Linked DNA regions of Mus musculus: region 2 is linked to region 1. A link is a contact called in ENCODE Hi-C data. All regions are on one chromosome and are shown on one strand. The core of a region is the stretch at or near the end of the contact, and the rest is flanking DNA. Distances in the headings are between cores, read along the strand shown.

Region 1 (5,241 bases), core at 1,265-3,764:
AGGGTTAGGCCATCTTGTCAGGAAGCCTATCAGGCGACAGGCACGTCTCTGAAGCAGTGACTGAGAGCTTACACCTTGAGTCACAAGGTGGAGATGGACACTGGGAATGACTTTAGTCTTTTGAAACTATAAAGCTCACTCCCAGTGATACACTGCCTTTAATAAGGCCACACTTCCTAATCCTTCCCAAACAGTTCCACCAGCTGTGAACCACATATTCAAACACAGGAGTCTTTGGGGACCATTCTTACTCAAACCACACTTTTCCAGAGGGGACTGAGGTCAGAGTGAAGGGTTGGGACCTTTAGTCTCACTCCCCAGCCTTTTCAGGGAGAGTAAGCTGATACAGTGGCCATTGTATAATGATTTCCATGTAACAATGTTTCCACAAATCTCCAAAAGATGGAGTTAACAAGTGAAGATTCGAGGGTGCCAACTGCAGAGGCCATGGAAGCCCCTTGTCTCCTTTCCTCTGTGTTACCTGGCATGTCTCTTCTGCTGCTAAATGTAGTGTTTCTTTGGGATTTATGAGCTAGTCCGTCAAATTAGTGGAACCTAGGCAGGTGGTCTAGACAATCCTGATTGTCGGTCCTGGGTCAAAAGTACTGGGCAGTCTGGCTGGGGCTCGTGATTGGCATCTGGCGTGGGTCTGTGGGACTGAACTCTCAGCCTCTGGGATTGGATGCTGTCTGCTGTCTCCAGGTAGATGTTACCAGAGCAGAGTTGGTGGAGAGGACTCCACTGGCCCATCAGTAGCTGCAGGGTCATGAGGAGCATACTACATTCATTACTCTTGTTGGCTGTGTCCTCTGGTGAAAGCCTTGTCCATTTCTCTCTGAATTCATTTTTAAGCACTTTACACTTTGAATTCACTTTACAGATTGAGTTGCCATGATGAATGGAATACTTTACATCTTACATTTTCTTTTTGTAAATATTTTATTTTGGCTGGGCAGTGGCGGCGCAAACCTTTAATCCCAGCACTTGGGAGGCAGAGGCAGGTGGATTTCTGAGTTCGAGGCCAGTCTGGTCTACAGAGTGAGTTCCAGGACAGCCAGGGATACACAGAGAAACCCTGTCTCGAAAAAAACAAAAAACAAAAAACAAAAACAAACAAAAGAATAAATATTTTATTTTATTTCATGTGCATTGGTGTGAGGGTGTCAGAGGCTTTGGAACTGGAGTTACAGACAGTTGTGAGCTGCCGTGTGCGCGCGCGCGCGCATGCGTGCGTGCGTGCGTGCGTGCGTGTGTGTGTGTGTGTGTGTGTGTGTGTGTCTGTGCTGGGAATTGAACCCGAGTCCTTTGGAAGAGCAGGCAGTGTTCTTAACCACTGAGCTATCTCTTCAGTGTCTCATCTTACATTTTCTAATTGCATATTTTTGGAATGTTTTTAAAGAAGCTCTTAGCTTTTCTGTAAATTAATCTCATAATTACCTCCTTTATTGAATTTTCGGTGCGTTCTACTGTCTTCCGCAGTGAGACAGTAAGGGAATTCCCCCAGTTGTAAGGGAAAAGCTGTCCTAAGGGGGACATCCATCATCTGCAAATTGCAGCTTTTTATCACCTTGCTATTAATACATTTCTGTTACACTTATCTCCACACTGTGTATGTTAGGGTTGGACGGGCGTGCCGTAGTGCGTGTGCGGAAGGCAGAGGGACTGTGGAAGTCACGAGAGACTGTTCTCTCCTACCACATGGGTCCTGTGGAGTGGGCTCTGCTCTTCCGGCTCAGGGTAAAGCAAGCTCCTCTATCCTCTGAGCCATCCCACTGGCCCGTTATCGATATTTATACCTATACGTCTTTGTCATGTTATTTGGTTACTGGGTTAAGTGATTGGGAGTGGGGGCAGGGTCTGACCCAGGGAAGTCTTCTTGGACCATGGATACAAACAAGTTTGTATCAAAGAGTGTACAGAAGGTACTGTAGCAAAGTGGATGGAGAATGGGTTCCAGGCAGGCCCTGGGATGGGAAATGAGGTGGCGTTCAGAGGGTGCCTAGTGCACAGGGCACTGGTGAGACTGAGAGAAGCAGGGGCAGCCTGAAAAGTAGCAGGGGCTTACCCTATTGAGCAGAATTCAGAATGAACAAGAGATCTGTTAGCAGAAGATGCCTGCCTCCCTATTGCTGGAGCCAGTGAATATGTTACCTCACTTGGCAAAGGGTCTTTCTAGATATAATGAAGATTATGACCCTTTAAAGAAGGCAGTTAAGCCTGGATTATGTAGACAGGTCCAGGGTAGTCATAGGAGCCCTGAAAAGTGAAGGAATTTTTCCAGCTGAAAACAGAAGCAAGCTGCTACAGGACAAACTGGAGGGGGGTGGGGCATAGCCTGCAGGACTGATGGGGGCCATGGAGAAAGCTGGAGAAAAACTGCAGGAGCAAAGACTGGCCCTTCCTGCACGGAAGCAAGCCACAGGGAGGAGATTTGGGCAGCAGCTGGAGTGAGCATGGACTCAGGCTCTTCTCGGGAGTTTCTGGGCGGGGCGCAGCCTGTGACGCACCAAGGGCCTAGCAGGGCTACTCCGTAGTGGGGGTGCTGGCCTCTAGGACGCTGAGATAATAAATGTGTTTTACTGTAAACTGTTTAGTCTGCCCCTACTTGTTTTAGCAACAGAAGAAAATGAATCCAAACAGGTTTGAGTGTGGAAGTAACATTTCAGATCTTATGTTAGAAATGACTCTGAGCTGGCAATGGTGGCACGTGCTTGAAGCCTCAGCCAGCACCTGGGGGCTGAGACAGAAGGATTATAGCTTTGGGGCCAATCTGGGCTACACAGGCCACGATCTAGGTCAGCCTAGGTCTAAGTGTTAGAGACCCTGTCTTGAAAATTTGAAGCAGAACCAAATAATGGTGCTCTGTGCCAAATGGATGCAGAGAATAAAAACGGATTTGTCCGAACACAGTGCCAGTGTGACTAGGGCAGTGACGGTGGGATGGCATATAACGGAGGAGTTACTTGAGGGCTGGAGAGATGGTTAGTGGTTAACAGTGTTTACTGATAACTCAAGCTCTGGGGGATCTGAGGTCCTCTTCTGGACTCTGGAGACAGAGCACTTATATGTACACAAATCCCACCATCCATGCAAGTATAAGTTTATAAGGGCTAGAGAGCTGGCTTAGTGGTTACGAACATGTATTGCTTTTTCTGGAGGAGCCAGATTGAGTTCCCAGCACCTATGCTGGGCTGCTCACGACTGCCTGTGACTCCAGCCAGCAGAGGATCTGATACCCTGTTCTGGCTTCCCTGGCACCCGACTGCATGTGGTGAGCATGCAGGCATGTAGTACACCCATGAATAACCGCACGTAAATCTTTGAAAATCTTTCTTTTTTAAGAAATCAAAAGGCTAGAGAGTTGGCTTGACCATTAAGAACACTTGGTGATGTTGCAGAGGATCCAGGTTCCGTTCCCTGTATCCACATGGCAGCTCCCAACCATCTGTGCCTCCAGCTCCAGGGCATCTGATGCCCTCTTCTGGCCTCTGCTGGCATCAAGCACACACATGGTGCACACGCATACACACATACAGACAAAACACTCAATACACACGAAATCAAAATACATTTTTATAAAACTTATTTGAGAGCTTATAATTGCCAGAAATCTGCCGTCCACAGGAACAAGGAGAGGACATGTATGTCTAGAAACGCCCCCTGCGTGCCCTGCCGGGGCTCAGTGGTTGTCATGCATTTGGAACGGTCTTTAGAGTTTCTTCACTATGCGGAGGAAGACTGCTTAATATCTTACTGGCTTTCCTGTTTGTTTTTAGGTCATGTAGGAAATTGTGAGTCATGTGAAGATGGGACTCTTGGTATTTGTGCGCAATCTGCTGCTAGCCCTCTGCCTCTTCCTGGTCCTGGGATTTTTGTATTATTCTGCCTGGAAGCTACACTTACTCCAATGGGAAGACTCCAGTAAGTATGGTCACTGTAGTTCACCCCAAGCCTGTAGCTTTACCATGCAGCTGCAATCCCTGCGGGACGGAGGCATAGAAACTAAAACCGCCGCTCTAGTTGCTGGGGCCTGAGACCTTTGGTGCTTCCCTTCCCCCAACCCTTGAAATCTGCATGCTGTGGCAAATCTCCGCTTCCTTTCCGAGCCCCGCGAGCATGTGCCGCTCTTCACGTCAAACCTCGGACTGTGCCCGCATTTCTAGTTCCCGAAGGCTCGCGTCTTCTTTATTAGTAAGGTGTCCCGACCCTTACTTCTCACCTACTGCCTTGGGTTGGGTGTTGAAGCTGGTTGGTTTCTCTGCCCCCCAGAATTCCACCTTTACTTTTTCCTTGCACTTTCAGTTTGATATTGTCTTTGTTTTATTTTCCCCTGAGGAGACGGTGTCTCCTTCACCTTTGCAGCCCTTTGGTTTTGAACTCACACCTAACTAGAGTACCAGGGACCCAGCAACCCCCAACCCCTTCCCTCCACATGAGCCTCTGGTCTCAGGTGTGACGTGGTATCTCCCTTGTGTTCCTCAATGTCCTCTGAGTCACAGACACACAGTTGATGTGACGGCATTACTTGTCACTTGTCATTGTACACTCTATTTTTGGCTGTAGCTTGAAGCATCACATAGGGAACTCCTCACGGCTCTTCTTTGGTCATTTTGTTTAATCTTAGCCCGCTTAGGGGACACTGTGTTGCTAAATCTGATTCCCACTGATGTGTGAATCAAGGCCAGTTGTATCTTTCCGGACAGCTCCTGGGCTTCAGTGTAGAACTGGTCTATAGGGTAGGGTCAGTCTCCAGGCTGAGGGTAAGCTGAGGCAGAGGAGCACAGCTGGTGACTGATCACAGCTGTACTGAGGCCCTAACAGAGAGCTTCGCTGGGAAGATCAGTGTTTGTCACGTGATCTGAACTATATGCATATTTTAAGCTGAAATTTAAAGTACTGTGTTAAATCTTTATTGCTTTGTATAGATTGTTTGTGCCTCTTAAATGTTCAGCTTGGACTGGGGCTGGGACTGGGCTGGGGCTGGGGCTCAGTTGGTAGAGTATTTACCTAGCATATACAAAGCCCAACACCAAACACAACTGGGCATGGTGCTTCACACCTGTAATTCCAGTACTCAGGAGATGAAGTCAGGAGGATCGGACGTTCAGGGCGATCCTTGGCTACATAGTGAGTTCAAGGCCATCCTAGGCTACCCGAGACTCTGTTTAAAAGAAAAAAAAGTCTAGCTTGTAATTATCACTACTTTGTGTTTCAAGAAGTTACTCAAAGTTCTCTGCCTTG
Region 2 (5,091 bases), core at 1,975-4,474, about 21 Mb before region 1:
TCAATTTGCCTTGTAGCCCAAACTGGCCTTAAACTTTCCACAATCCTCTTGTCTCTGCTTCCCAAGTGTTGACAGACAGACAGACAGACAGACAGACTAAGGTGTAAGAGAGACAATGAACCTCGTCAAATCCAGACCTATCCAGGAAAGTCACAAGGAACACAGGAAGTCACGGGCATGGGCAAGCCCATCCCCACCTCCCAGGAGGCCAACCTGGGAAGGCCTAGCACCCTTAGACAGATCTGTACAAGGACTGGACTCCACGGGCTCAAGCAGCCCACGATGGAGGGGAGGGGGCTCAGCCGGGTCCTTTTGCTAGCTTTATGCTGGGTGACAGTTCCTCTTGTACCAGTGACTGTATAAGAAACCACACCCTGCCTAGGAAGGCATCCCATCAGCCCCTGACATGGACAGGAAGGTGCTCCCCTGACGTGGACAGGAGGTGCTCCCCTGACGTGGCTAACCAAATGCTCACCAGCTGAGGCTCCCACCTGGTCTCAGACTTTCCCTAAACCTCGCAGGATGGTGCACCCAGAAGTATGTCCAACCCCTAAACTACTGCCTAGTTCCCAAGCAGGCACTCAGTGCTCAGCCTACGCAGAGCCAGTCCATCCCCCACACCACCCTGCAAACTCTCCCCACATAGCTCTTTACCTCCCGTGTATACCCTTTCTGTAGCCATGTGAGCCCACTGGCTCCTGCCACATCCTGATACAGGAGCTTAGCTTTCCCCAGTTGATCCAACTGATCCATTCTGGCTTTTCTAAACAAGCTTACGTTGTAGTCCTGGCTGTTTGGAACCCACTGTATAGCCCATGCTGTCCTCAAACACATGGAGATCCTCCTGCCTCAGCCTCCCTAGCACCAGGATGACAGACATGTAGACGCATGGTACCACAATGAGCAGCCTTCCCATTCTATTGATGGGGAAACTGAGACTGGGAGAGGCTTACCACCTTGCCCAGACTCCCACAGTTTTTCTCTATTGTGCTAGGCCTGGGCATCATGCCAGCTCACAGAATTGCTATATCCGGACTGAAGCTGTGCCTTCTAACTCCAGATGTTGACCCTTCCTCCCAGTAAGCCAGACCCCTAAGATGCCCAGCCTGTGCCACCTGACCTCTCTGTCTCCTGGGCACCTAGTAGCAGCCAGCAGCCAGACTTGCAGTCCTCCCAGACTGCACAAATATTTATTCATTGTGGACTCTGGTCGGTCTGACTGAGCACTGTGAACACTGAAGGAAGCTGGGAGCAGCGGAGCTGCCGAGCACCGGAGAGCAGCCACATCCCAGCCTGTTAGGGTTCAGAGTGTGGGGGCAACAGGGTGGGAGGAAGTGCAGTCTCAGTGGGCTCACACATTTACTACTGAGCACAGGGGGAACCAAGGGTAGGTAGTCCTGTCTCAGGACTCCAGCCATCTGTGACACAAAACTACACAGAATGCCCGTCTGGCATCATGTCCCCAATGCCAACAAAGAGGGGACCACAAAGTCCCACCCAGTCCTCCAGGATCTGATACCCAGCGGGGCTTCGATCAGTTCTGCCACCAGAAGCCACGGAATCTAGCTGCAGCAAAGGATGCATGCAAGAGAGTCTGCTAGAGTCTGCTCTCCCCTTCAGTGTCCTTCAACAGCGACCTGACAGGACACGTGTGGAGATTCAAGCCAGAGACCAGGTGCTTGCAAGCATGTTCGAGTTTTGTGCACGGATACATGTGGCTGTGCACAGCGGCTGGGGGTGGGGGTGGGGGTGAGTAGGCATGCATCCGGTGGGGCCCCAGCAGCGGCAGAAAGCCTCGCCTGCATTCCTCCGGGAAGGAAGGAATCTTCAGAGTCAGCTGTCCCCTGGTTTCCCTTCTTTTCTGGGACCTCTCTCCCTCCCTCCCCTCCCTCTGGCTCTGAGAGGCCTTCCCAAATCTGTCCCCCAGGGAGATGCCTAGCTGGCCAAGAGACTTAGTAACCCCGTTCTCCAGTGAACTGAGGTCCTAGAAGGAGGGGATATGGGTGTGGATTCCTTTAAGACAAAGGGCTGGTGTGGGAATCGAGAGTTCCGGAGGCACAAATCACTCCTAGAATGGCCGAACTGCCCTTCAGCAGGACAAAGGGGAGGCCAGGCTTCCCTCCACCCCCAGCACCGGCTCTGGCGCCTTCCATGGGACACAGACAGAGGCAATGTGTCCTGAAATGGATTTGTTGGGCAGCCCAGGGCTGTGCCCAGAGGGCCCTATAAATTAAGGGAACAGACTCTGTGGGCTACAATAAAGAGCATCCTCAGACCTTCCCAGGCTGTGGGGCCTTCACTGAAGAACTAAACTATTCTTCCCCAGCATCCCTCTGTACAGAGGGCCAGGCCCAGAGAGGCCAAGAGATTTGCCCATGATCAGACAGAACGGCAGAGTCAGGATTCGAACACTTTCACATCATCTTAGGGTGCCTCACTGAGAAATGAAAACCCCTATTATTAAAGGACCCTATTATTGGGAGCTTCAGAAATGTAAAAAGTGCCAGAGGCCTGGGGACAATCTTCTGAGACAGTCTTTGGAGCTCGGAGCACTAAGCGGCCAGTACCCACTTGCTGGAGGGCCTCCCTGGGACATGCTGGGAAAGTCAGGGACACTCCAGCTGCCCACTTAACATCCCCTTTTGGAGCCCTCCATTTTAGCTAGGAGCCCAGCCCCTTCCGTCTCACAGTCAGAAATAGCTGTGACAGAAGTCCCTCCTGTCCTAGGAACGAGCTTTTTTAAAAGACTCTGAGCACAGCAGTAGAAGAAGGCCTTTGAGAAGGCCCCGCTGGAGGCAGATGTGGGCATCAGAGTTAGGATGAGTTAGAAGGGCTTCCCAAAGCCAGCTGTGGATGGCAGCTCCCCCCCCAACCCCCCGGGCCTCAGTTTCTCCACCTCTGACAGGAATGTACACAGCTGAATTGGTGATTTCTTTTATCAATAGCAAACCTGTTTCTATACAGACTATCCTTTAGAATCATGGAAGAAAGAGCCTGTGGTTGGCCTGGATCAAATATCTGGGGCTCAGCTTCCAACTGTCCCCAGACTCACCCATGAGGCACCATACTATGGGTTCAGGGGATCTGAAGGGCCCACCAAGATAAAAGACTACAAGGGTCCCTCAGATGTTCTGACAGCCCTCCATTGCCCCAAATACCAAGGACTAAGCCAGCCAGGAGCACATAAACTCTGCCTGTCTATCTGCAGCAAGGGTAGAAAGTCGGCCAGCCTGTAATCACAGGGCCTACAGGGCTCGGGGCTTTGAACCTCGGGACACTAGAAAGTTACCCTGCACGGCAGGCAGCTGGGCTGCCTGTGCCAGCAATTGTCACTTCCTGGAATGGTGGCAACAACTTCCCCACAACAGCCAGTGGGACCTGCATAAAACTTTTGCTTGACGACCATAAAGTGACCCACCCTCCTTCTCCAATAAATGAACACGTCATGGTATAGACTCTGGCCATCCAAAGTGGAGATGCCCAGAACCTATAGAAAGCACAATAAACACAAAGCCATCTGAAAAGGCAAAAAGATCAGCCATGACACACACCCTGGGATCCCCCAAGGGAGTCCAGGTCCCTCGGAGACTAATTCAGAAAAGGCAGGTATTTAAAGTTCAGATATTTTGTCAGGATTCTCCCGGGGGAAAGCCCCCCGACTTGCAAACTCAGAACAAGAGATCTTGGTGGACTGGGTGGTGACAGTCAGCAGTGTTTGTTTTGGTTTCCAGATCAACGCTTCACAACTTTGCCCTCCATACAGCCTCGGTGACCACACTTCCCACGCGGTAAAGAGCAGGTTGGGCCAAAGAGAAACCAAAGAAGCGGTGAGCAGAGTCAGGGCGGGGGCACGCTGGGGCCAGAAGCTCTGCTCTGGGTGGTGTGTGCACTTAAAACTTGGAACCAAGACTATGTAAGGTGAAGAAACAGACAAACCCATACCCATCTGTGTGTGTGACTTAGCAATCAGGAGGGATGTTCTACAAATACACACAAACACAACACATCACTAAAACACGGCCTGTGTAAAAGAAGTCAGGGACAGAAGACCTCGGATCATGGGATCCAGCTTTTGAGTCATTCAGAAAAATCAGATGGGCAGAGACACCGGCAGGGACTGCTCCAGAGGGGAGCTGTTTGCAAACAGGCAGGAAGGAGTTTGGGGGCGTGGGGGGTGTTCTAAAAGCAGACCCTGGAGATGGGTACATGGCTCTACATTTTCTAAAAATCACTGCTATACTTAAAACTCGGTGGCTTTAAGATGGACCGATTCTACCTCAGCGAAACCGGAAAACTACAGGTGCAACGTGGCTAGGAACAAGTCATGAGACGGAACCACAGACACCTGCAGCCTCTAGACCTAGCTATACAGCCAGCTTACCACTTAGTGAAGCAAGCAGGAGCCTCTGGGGTCCTCTGGATAGATACAGCCCTGGAGCCCTTCCCTCTCCAGCCAGGACCTCTCCAGTGCTCAACGCAAGGCTCCACACTAGACACTCCAGGAAGCCACCATACCTTTGGTACTCTAGGGACCTGGCAGCTAAACACCTTGGTCTCATCTCTTAAACTGTGACCTCTTAGTAGTCAAAGAACCGGAGGTAGGCTAGCAGCTCAGATATAGTTACTTATTGCAACCCAATATCCCGTCTGCATGCTAGATAAGTAAGTGCTCTAACATGGGGTGTCACCTACTGACAAGCCTCCTCCGTAGCCCCTCTCACATCACGTAGCCCAGAGATTTTCCTTTTAACCTTTTTTTTTTTTTTTTTTTAAGTTTTCTTCCAGGAACAAAACTCGTAGGGGGAACTCCATACAGCGGCCAGTAAGAACAGAATGCCCTTCTGTATGTATTTATATTATGGACTCGAATACACAAATTAACTTGTTCTAGGTTCAGTGAATGCAACTGATGAGGCCATGAGCAGAAAATCAAGTGTCTTGTCACACTCGGGTGGGCGGGCAACTGAATAAGCAGCCTGCTCGGGCAGCACGCAATAGTTAGAAAGATCTAAATAACTTTAAAAGTCCCACAGTCTTTACATATTCTTAAATTTTCAATCTCTTTAAAATATCCATCTCTTTAACCAGAAG

Evidence for each region. Hi-C counts contacts between places; a loop is a spot of excess contacts on that map.
Region 2: a map of T-helper 1 cell shows a loop between it and region 1 (10-fold over the local background). The contact joins two enhancer-like sites. A Hi-C loop is called at or near these places in 2 of 37 maps with a recorded cell type or tissue (T-helper 1 cell and T-helper 17 cell).

What each region holds. Positions count from the first base shown.
Region 1 is chr4:118,106,229-118,111,469 of GRCm38, reverse strand. St3gal3 (ST3 beta-galactoside alpha-2,3-sialyltransferase 3) reads left to right here. Exons shown (of 12, transcript NM_009176.5): 2 at 3,777-3,921. The coding sequence starts at 3,807. Among named protein-coding and RNA genes, the nearest start is that of St3gal3, 26 kb to the left of the region's middle. Within about 2 kb of position 2,514, at least 1 of the 3 ENCODE cell types and tissues checked has a DNase peak (open chromatin) inside an H3K27ac peak, as active enhancers do.
Region 2 is chr4:139,577,849-139,582,939 of GRCm38, reverse strand. The region is part of intron 1 of Iffo2 (intermediate filament family orphan 2); the gene reads right to left. Among named protein-coding and RNA genes, the nearest start is that of Iffo2, 5.7 kb to the right of the region's middle. Within about 2 kb of position 3,224, at least 1 of the 3 ENCODE cell types and tissues checked has a DNase peak (open chromatin) inside an H3K27ac peak, as active enhancers do.